2 separate regions of the Homo sapiens genome follow, and region 2 is linked to region 1. A link is a contact called in ENCODE Hi-C or POLR2A ChIA-PET data. All regions are on one chromosome and are shown on one strand. Each heading gives the region's core, a stretch centred on a gene start or an enhancer-like site at or near the end of the contact. The rest is flanking DNA. Distances are from core to core; before and after follow the strand shown.

What was found. A loop is a pair of places that touch in the nucleus more often than their neighbours do. ChIA-PET counts read pairs that join two places held with the same protein, here RNA polymerase II (POLR2A). Pooled maps may share reads with other maps.
Region 2: a loop to region 1 is called in a pooled map, with 8 times the contacts of the local background. The contact joins the promoter of NDUFA6 here to the enhancer-like site in region 1. A Hi-C loop is called at or near these places in 8 of 50 pooled maps. POLR2A ChIA-PET finds 5 or more read pairs at or near these places in 4 of 52 experiments (activated CD4-positive, alpha-beta T cell, activated CD4-positive, alpha-beta memory T cell, activated T-cell and 1 more).

Annotation. Positions count from the first base shown.
Region 1 is chr22:41,855,824-41,860,561 of GRCh38, reverse strand. All of the region lies in intron 1 of SREBF2 (sterol regulatory element binding transcription factor 2), which reads right to left. Among named protein-coding and RNA genes, the nearest start is that of SREBF2-AS1, 24 kb to the right of the region's middle. Within about 2 kb of position 2,806, at least 9 of the 41 ENCODE cell types and tissues checked have a DNase peak (open chromatin) inside an H3K27ac peak, as active enhancers do.
Region 2 is chr22:42,088,693-42,093,411 of GRCh38, reverse strand. It overlaps NDUFA6 (NADH:ubiquinone oxidoreductase subunit A6), which reads left to right and starts at 2,640. Exons shown (of 3, transcript NM_002490.6): 1 at 2,640-2,806. The coding sequence starts at 2,668. It overlaps NDUFA6-DT (NDUFA6 divergent transcript), which reads right to left and starts at 2,479. Exons shown (of 5, transcript NR_034118.2): 1 at 2,231-2,479; 2 at 1,812-2,115; 3 at 1,180-1,293.

The DNA of each region.
Region 1 (4,738 bases), core at 1,557-4,056:
CCACTTCTCTATTTTCTTAGGATAAATTCCTAGAAGTTAGATGGCTGGGTCAAAGGACCACTATACATGCTTTGGAAAGGTTTCAAAAATCTATGCTCCTGCTAGTGTTTCCTCACAGCCATTTCTGTCAATCTGATAGTGGAAAAAACCAACATGGAATTGTTTTGTCTTGCATGACTGAGTACTAACTGAGGCTGAAAGTCTTTTTTTTTTCTAAAGTCCCAATTTTATTGAGCATTTGCATTTCTTCCTTTGTAAACCGCCTGCTCTTGACCTTCGTCCATTTTTGCTATCAGGCTATTTTGTCTTTTTTTTTTTTTCACTGATTTAAAAAACTTCCAGATATTATAGATACTTATTCTTCTTAAATGTCTGCAAGTACTTCCCCCACTTTGTTATTTCTCTTTTAATATGTTCAGAAAAAAAGAATGACATAGCAATTAAGAATCACCATGTCGGCCTGGCGCGGTGGCTCACACCTGTAATCCCAGCACTTTGGGAGGCCGAGGCGGGCGGATCATGAGGTCAGGAGATCGAGACCATCCTGGCTAACACGGTGAAACCCCGTCTCTACTAAAAATATAAAAAATTAGCTGGGCGTGGTGGCGGGCGCCTGTAGTCCCAGCTACTTGGGCGGTTGAGGCAGGAGAATGGCGAGAACCTGGGAGGCGGAGCTTGCACCGAGATTGCGCCACTGCACTCCAGCCTGGGTGACAGAGCGAGACTCCGTCTCAAAAAAAAAAAAAAAAAAAAAAAAAAAAAGAATCACCATATCCTAGCCTTGGAACCTGGGGCAAGTTTTACCTCTTTCAGCTGCAGTTTTTCTCAACTGTACATTGTGGCTAACAATTACAGCTAACTCACGGATTGATGAGATAACTCATGTGGAATCTATGGCACCATGCCTGGCACTTAGTATTAGCTAGTACACATTATTCATAGTGGGTTTTTTTTTTTTGACACTTTTGCTTTAACTCTTACTTTGAAAATGTGAATTTGTTCAAATGCATCAGATACATCCAGAAACAATCTGAGCATAATATAAATTTTGCATTTGCTTATGCATGAGAAAAACACTAGGAAGTGCAGAAAACCATATTCGGCTGAAATGAGCCATGCAGGAATGCACAAAATGTGCACACACATACACAGGCACCTTAAACATCTACCAGCTTCATCAGGTCACTGCATGTGTTATGAATCACATTCATCACATTGATGTCAGAACTTTCCATTGGACTTCAGACAGCCCTCCTTCCACCACTTCCTGATAACTCCCAAGCTGTAACCTAATGACACTTACTTCCCACAAGCAAACCTCAGGTGTTTTTCAAGCCAAAGTGCCTTTTCATTGTGGTATTTATATATTTCTTAGTTTTTCTGGTCTATAAAACTGTGTGACTGTTTTATTAGGTCCCCCCACTTTTTTTTTTTTTTTTGAGACGGAGTCTTGCTCTGTCGCCCAGGCTGGAGTGCAGTGGCGGGATCTCGGCTCACTGCAACCTCCACCTCCTGGGTTCAAGCACTTCTCCTGCCTCAGCCTCCTGAGTAGCTGGGATTACAGGCGCCCGCCACCACGCCCAGTAGAGACGGGGTTTCACCATGTTGGTCAGGCTGGTCTCGAACCCCTGACCTCGTGATCCACCCGCCTCAGCCTTCCAAAGTGCTGGGATTACAGGTGTGAGCCACTGTGCCCGGCAGGTCCCTATCTTTTTTAAAAAATAAATCTTTTCCTTTTTTTGGTCACCTATGAGATTTTTTATTGTTGTGATCCTTAACCCTCCATTTCACAGTAAGTTCTGGGTTTCTGTTTTAGAGACAGGGTCTTACTCTGTCACCCAGGCTGGAGTGCAGTGATGTGATCATAGCTCACTGTGGCCTCTACCTCCTGGGCTTAAGGGATCCTCCACTGCAGCCTCTTGGGTAGCTGGGAGTACAGGCACACACCACCATGTCCAGATAATTTTTATTTTTTATTTGTAAGAGAGACTGGGTCTTGCTTTGTTGCCCAGGCTGGTCTTGAACTCCCTGCCTCATGCGATCCTCCCACCTTAGCCTCCTGATTACAAGCATGAGCCAACATGCCCACTCCGTGTTTTTTACTGCATGATTTCGCATGGCATGATTTTTAGAAATGCACATGATGAACTATAGCAGAACTGACTATACACCATTTTTACATTGTATAGTGAAATTACATGGCTTCTGTGTAACGCTTAAGAAAAACCCTCATCCTCAAGATCAGAGGAATAGTCACCTAAACTTTCTTCATTTGTACTTTTCGTTCATTTTATCTTTCATATTAGAGCTGCCCAACAAGTACAAGAACATGGAAATAATAATGGTGTGTGATGTGTGTAGGCCACTGAAAATGAGATGGACCACACCAGTGAGGGAGGTAAATGCAAAATCTAATTCCCAACAAGTATCCTGATTGAATGTACAGAACTGTTTCATCATAATGATCCTATCTCCCCACCCACAATGTTTTTTTCTAATAATTATTTAAAAAACCAAATGTAGACTAGTAACAAACCTGAAGATCAATATGAGATAACCATTTCTCCATTCTACTATTTGTGATCATCACTGCTTTCTCCAGGACCTAAAACATCAGTTACCCACACTCTAGTCACCCAGAGGAGCAGCTGAGGAACTGGGCTCTTTCAACCACATCCTTCAACTGAGAAGCCCTAAAATGCAAGCAATAATATAGGGAACAAAGGGAAGGTTTTAACAGGCAAACCGCTATCTAAAAATCACTCCACTCAAACACCAGGGGGCACATCAGAGCACAGGGACGGTATCATGTCCTTCAAGGGGTTTCTGGGTCACCTTCCTGCGAAGAGTCTGGAGGAGGTGTTGAATGACACAGGATGGCAAGCTGGTGACTCAAGCATCCTATATTTTAAGCAACAGATGAGTGAACTCTTTTACTGGCAAAGAAACCACAAAGAAAAATTGGGTGGAGAGGTGCGGATTCTCAAATGCTTGTTTTGTAATACACACAAAGGTGTCATATATTCCTTTGCATATACCGAATATTACATAATAAAATAAAACAATTCAGAATGAGAAGAAAAAGGAATCATGAAGGAAACCCAAAGGAATTCTCAAATGGTCTTCTGGTCTTCTCTGTCTAGTGCTCTCTCTCCCCGCCTCTCATGGCAGCCCTGGAGGGACTCAGCTCTGCAGGAAAAAGCAGTGGAAGTCCAGGCTTTTCTGGCCCACTATAGCAGGGGACCTGAGCCAGCTCTCATAGTTTGAACAGGAGAGGGATCTGCAGCTCCACTTTCCATTGCTCTTTCTTTTTCCTCCTGCCTTAAGTTCACTCAAGTCTCCTTCCTTAGCATCATGGATTTACCTCTTCACTCCCGTCCACACTCTGCCTTAATTTCAACCATAGCCTCCTACCCAGTGACGAACATCTTCTTTGAGTATCTTGTTCATCCAACAGCCTTTTAAATCAAATCAAATTCTTTTTTTTTTTTTTTTGAGACAGAGTCTTGCTCTGTTGCCCAGGCTGGAGTGCAGTGGCATGATCTCAGCTCACTGCAACTTCTGTCTCCCAGGTTCAAGCAACTCTCCTGTCTCAGCCTCCCATGTAGCCGGGATTACAGCCGCCTGCCACCACGCCCAGCTAATTTTTGTATTTTTAGTAGAGACTTCGTGTTGGCCAGGCTGGTCTTGAACTCCTGACCTTAGGTGATCCACCTGCCTCAGCCTCCCAAAGTGCTGGGATTATAGGCATAAGCCACCGTGCCCGGCCCTTAATCAAATCAAATTCTTTAACACAAGCTTCCAAGCTTCCTATGAACTGCTCCCTTCTGTTCCAAAGGTTTTCACTTCCCACCCACTTTAGTTCATCATCCACCCTGGAAAAGTACTCACTCCCTCTTCTGCACATGCCTTTGAGGGGTGGGGTAGGGCAATCTTTCTTTGAATGTAAGTGCCATGTCTTCTCTTTTCTACTTGTGACCACCCTCTTCCTTTCTCCAAACTCTGAATTTCACAATTCTACTTCAAAACTATTTAAAATTACTTTTACCAGGGACTCTTTTCCACCTCAGATGATCTAGTCATCTTTTAGTTCTTGAACTCAATTGTGATTTATTTTGTTAAAGAAAATTATTGGCCAGGTGTGGTGGCACATGCCTGTAATCCCAGCACTTTGAGAGGCTGAGGTGGCCAGATCGCTCAAGTTCAGGAGTTTGAGACCAGCTTGGGCAACATAGCGAGACTCCATCTCTACAAAAAATACAAACTTTAGCAGGGGGCATGGTGGCACGCACCTGTAGGCCCAGCTACTCGGCAGGCTGAGGTGGGAGGATTGCTTAAGCCTGGGAGGTGAAGGTTGCAGTGAGCAGAGTTTGTGCCACTGTACTCCAACCTGGGTGACAGACCAAGACCATGTCTCAAGAAAACAGGAAAGAAAAATTAACTAAAACTTGGAAATAAGACCAAAAAAAAACGTTATATGCCTCTTTAAAGTTATACTAAAATTCCAGTTACTCAGGAGGCTAAGGCAGGAGGATCACTTAAGGCCAGGAGTTTGAGGCTGCAGTGAGGCATGATCATGCTACTGCATTCCAGCCTGGACAAAATAGTGAGACCCCATCTCTCTAAAAAATAAAAAAACTTGGTCAGGCCTCGTGGCACATGCCTGTAGTCCCAGCTACTTGGGAGGCTGAGGTGGGAGGATCACTTGAGGCCAGAGTTCAAGGCTGCAGTGAGCCAC
Region 2 (4,719 bases), core at 1,391-3,890, 230 kb before region 1:
CCCAGCTACTTGGAGGCTGAGGCAGGAGAATGGCGTGAACCCAGGAGGCAGAGCTTCCAGTGAGCCGAGATCGCGCCACTGCACTCCACCCTGGGTGACAGAGCGAGACTCCATCTCAAAAACAAAAACAAAAACAAAAGCTGCTGTAAACATCCATGTGCAGGTTTCTGTGTGGACATAAGTTTTCAGCTCATTTGGGTAAACACTAAGGAATGCAATGGCTGGATCTTCTGATGGGAGTATGTTTAGTTTTGTCAGAAAGCCAAACTGTCTTCCAAAGCTGCTGTACCATTTTGCGTTCCTACCAGTAAGGAGAGTTCCTGTTGCTTCACATCCTCACCAGCATTTGGTGTTGTCTCCCTTGCCCATTTCTAAACTTGGCTATTTGTCTTTTCATTACTGAGTTGTAAGAATTTTATGTATCCTAGATACAAGTCCCTTATGGAACATGTGATTTGCAAAAATTTTCTCCCAGTTTGTGGGTTGTTTAGAGGTCTTTTTTTTCTTTTCCTTTTGAGACAGGGTCTCACTCTGTCGCCCAGACTGGAGTCCAGCGGCGCAATCTTGGCTCACCGCAACCTCCACCTCGCGGGCTCAAGCGATCCTCCTGCCTCAGCCTCCCGAGTAGCTGAGATTACAGGTGCCCACCACCATGCCGGCTAATTTTTGTATTTTTAGTAGAGACGGGGGTTTCACCATGTTGGCCAGGCTGGTCTCGAACTCCTGACATCAGGTGATACACCTGCCTTGGCCTCCCAAAGTGTTGGGATTACAGGAGTGAGCCACTGCGCCCCATTTTTTTTTTGAATGTTGAACACAATGAATTTATCATGATAGTGGGTACTTCTGAAGGAGGCAGGGGTATACACAAGGTTAGAATCATACAGGTAGATATCATGGTATAGGTGCTGCGAGAGTCAGAAAACTGACTCTGGCACCAGCTGCCTGGGCTTCAACCCCAATGCTGTAAAGTAACTTAGTCTCTTTGTGCCTCAGTTTTCTCATCTATAAAATGAGTATATCAGCCGGGGGCAGTGGCTCACACCTGTAATCCCAGCACTTTGGGAGGCTGAGGTGGGTGGATCACCTGAAGTCAGGAGTTTGAGACCAGCCTGGCCAACATAGCAAAACCCCGTCTCTACTAAAATACAAGCATTAGCCATGCATGGTGGTGCGCACCTGTAATCCCAGCGATTCGGAAAGCTGAGGCAGGAGAATGGCTTGAACATGAGAGGCGGAGGTTGCAGTGAGCCGAGATTGCACCATTGCAGTCCAGCCTAGGTGAGTCTCACTCTGTCTCAAAAAAAAAAAAAAAAAAGGGTATATCAACACAATCTCACTGGTGTGTTGTGAAGCCTAGCCAAGTTAATGTACCTAGAGAACTAGAGAACAGTGGCTACTAAGGACATCTAAGGACACTTTATACAAACCTTAACTGTGTTACAACTTCTTAAGTCAGTACTGAGGTTCAAAAGCTTCCATTTTATTATTATGCTTTATAATTTATATATGTTACGTGCTTTCTTTTGTATAGCTCACTTGAATATATATATACATTTTAGAAGATAATAAGGAAGAAAAAAAGTATATCTGGTTTTTTAACCCTTCGAAATGGGAAAGTTTGGAGTAGATGCTCAGCCCCGGCCCCTGGCCCTTCCCCAATACTCACAGGCTCCTGTCAACTACACCTTCAGAAAAAGACGGAGCCTCTTAGGCAGCAGTCAGGCAGGTGGGGGCGATCTGTCAGGTGACCTAGACTCTGGGCCATCTCAGTTTCCTCACCTGTAAAATGGGGATGCTGAGGTACCTACCTGACCTATGAGAGCGGAGAACACTGAGATATCTTGCCCATGGCCTGCCCTGTGGTTAGCTGTCGTTTTTTCCTTGACACTTGTAGGCTCCTCTTCATGTTTACATAACCTCAGTGGGAAAACGCCAGCGAAGAGAGACACTCAGAATGGACGATCTAAAGTTCCTTCCAGCTTCCAAATTCTGGGCTGGTTTTCAGAGATCCAGGGCTCGGGATGCGAATGTCCCTGTCTACGATGGGGCTGCCGTTACAGCCTTCCTCCCGGGGCTCTGGAGACGCGCCAGCTCTTTGACACCTCTCCTGCGCTAAGGAAGAGTTGGTTTACAGAAAAGTAAGTATATCCTGGCCCTGCAGAAAGCCGCCAGGCGGCAGGACAAGCCCCACCGCAGCCCAGGCGCCATTATCTGCCTCAGCAGTTACCTCGGGGTCCCGCCACGAGGAGGTTCTTCAAGGCCTGCGCGCCCACGGACACTACCAAGGAGCGCGGCGGGCAGCCGGATAGCAGGACGCTGAGGGAAACCCCGCAGTCGCTCGGCGTCCCCGGCGCCAGCTCACGACCCAGCGACCTCCTGCGGCCCGAGCGTCCCCTGGCGGCAACGCCGGCTCGTTAGAGCGAGCGACAGATGGTGTAGTCCAAAGGCCAAGCGGCGTTTCTGTAGATGAGCATGCGCAGCACCCACCGTTCGCTCAGCCAGAGAGAGGCTTCCCAGCCAATCCGAGAGCCTCAGAGTCATCCTCCCGCCCACCCAGCATACAGGCGGGGCGTTCCTCCTTAGCCAATGGGAAAAGACATTCGCCCGCGGTCCGCACGCGCTGCTTGCAAAGGGGTGGGGTTGTGGAGTGGATGCTTTGGCAAGATGGCGGGGAGCGGCGTCCGCCAAGCTACTTCTACCGCCAGCACCTTCGTGAAGCCCATTTTCAGTCGGGACATGAACGAGGCCAAGCGGAGGGTGCGCGAGCTCTACCGCGCCTGGTATCGGGAGGTGCCGAACACTGGTGAGAGGTAGCGGCTTACGTGGGGACCCGGAGGCCGCCGCTCAAGGTCGTAGCCGGCCCGGCCGGGGTTTCTCATGGGCCCAGCTGAGGTCACCAACTTGGGCAGAGGCGACTGCGGGTGCTTCAGGGGAAGAGGGTCACCCGAGCCTACCATGGGCCGGACCTGGCGGCGGCGCGGTGGTCAGACCGGCCGTGCCTAGCATTCGTACGTGCTATCGGAGCTTTGGTCTCTTTTGTCCTTCGCAATTGGCGGGAGGACGATGACTGTCAGTGACACACTCACTTTGTGGGTGAGGCAGCGGAGGCACCGAGAGGTGAAGTGATGTGCCCAGGGCCCAGGCCGAGCCACTGTTGTACCCAGAACCCAAAGTCTAGAGTTGCAGAGTGTAATTATAGATGCCCGTTGGATTTTTTTGTTTGTGACAGAGTCTCGCTGTGTCGCTCAGGCTGGAGTGCAGTGGTGCGATCTCGGCTCACTGCAAGCTCCGCCTCCCGGATTCACGTCATTCTCCTGCCTCAGCCTCAGCCTCCCGAATAGCTGGGATTACAGGCGCCCGCCACCACGCCGGCCATTTTTTTTTGTATTTTTAGTAGAGACGGGATTTCACCGTGTTAGCCAGAATGGTCTCGATCTCCTGACCTCGTGATCCGCCCGTCTCGGCCTCCCAAAGTGCGAGAAAGAGGTGTTTTTGAGTGAGCTGGAGCACGGTGCCACTCCTCAGGGCTGTCGAGTCCCTGCTTGTGTGTGTGAAAAGGCGGTAGAATGTGGTGGTTAGGAGCACGGACTTTTCTTCAGGCGCTGCCCTCAACTAGCTGTGTGACCTTGGGCCAGTTATTTCATCTATTCCTCAGTTTCTTCATCTTTAAAATGGGAATAATAATTCCTTCTTCAGAAGGTTACTGTATTAAGTTAAAATATCTAGAGTGCTTAGAACAGGACTTGATGCATATTTAACTCATTAAATATTAGCTGCTGCCGTTGTTTTTGTTGTTATTTTTGTTATTTATAGGGCTTTCCTTAGCAGCAGCTTCCAAGCAGAACCCGGTTCTTTGACATATGAGAACTGTGTCTGCTCCACAGAGTCCCTGTCTTCAAGCTGACTTTTGGAAAAATTGCTACTGACCAGAACTTAAACCCACGCGATACTAGAGAAGGAGAAACTTGAGTGATCTGCTGGTTCAGGGACTGCAAATTCAGATGCCTTCAGGGGCAGGCAGATAAAAGATGTGTGTGGGGAGTGACTGTAGCAGTGTGTGTGTGTGTGTGTGTGTGTGTGTTTCGGGGTGGTGCATTCAAATTCAGCAGTTTGAAAACATAATGTTTGCCTGGCAGAATACTTCTAGGAGTACCCAGAACCCTCTCTGGTTGCAGGAGGAAGGTGCTGGGGGAAGGAGGACCACATTCAAAAAGGGTGGCTTGTGAAGGGTAAATCAGTGGCCAAGTAGAAGACAGAACCCAGGTATCCTGACTCTGAGGATCCAGCTCTTTCTAAACCGACCCCTCCCAAGACCTTCCCTCAAATTCTGTTTTGGGAAGAAAGTCCCAAAGTCAGAAGGGTCTTGAGAGGAGGAAAAGAAGGCAGAGGGCTACAGGAGCCTAGAAAGCAAGGGAAGAGGAGAGAAAAGAAGGGGTCAAGGAGTATGCATCCCTATGGGGAAGATCAGTGATCTGTAGCTGGCCAGTTACTCAAACCTGTGCCACACGGGTTTTATGGTATCCATCATCAGGACTCCAGCTGAGGAATCAAATCAAGGAAGGGGAATAAGTAATAGTGTTGAGAACTTAGAACAGCCTGAGCATTAATAAAAAACAAAAGTAAAATTTTAAGTATTTAATGAAAAAAACAGTAATGATAACTCACTTTTTTTTTTTTTTTTTTTTTTGAGACAGAGTCTCGCTCTTGTCTCCCAGG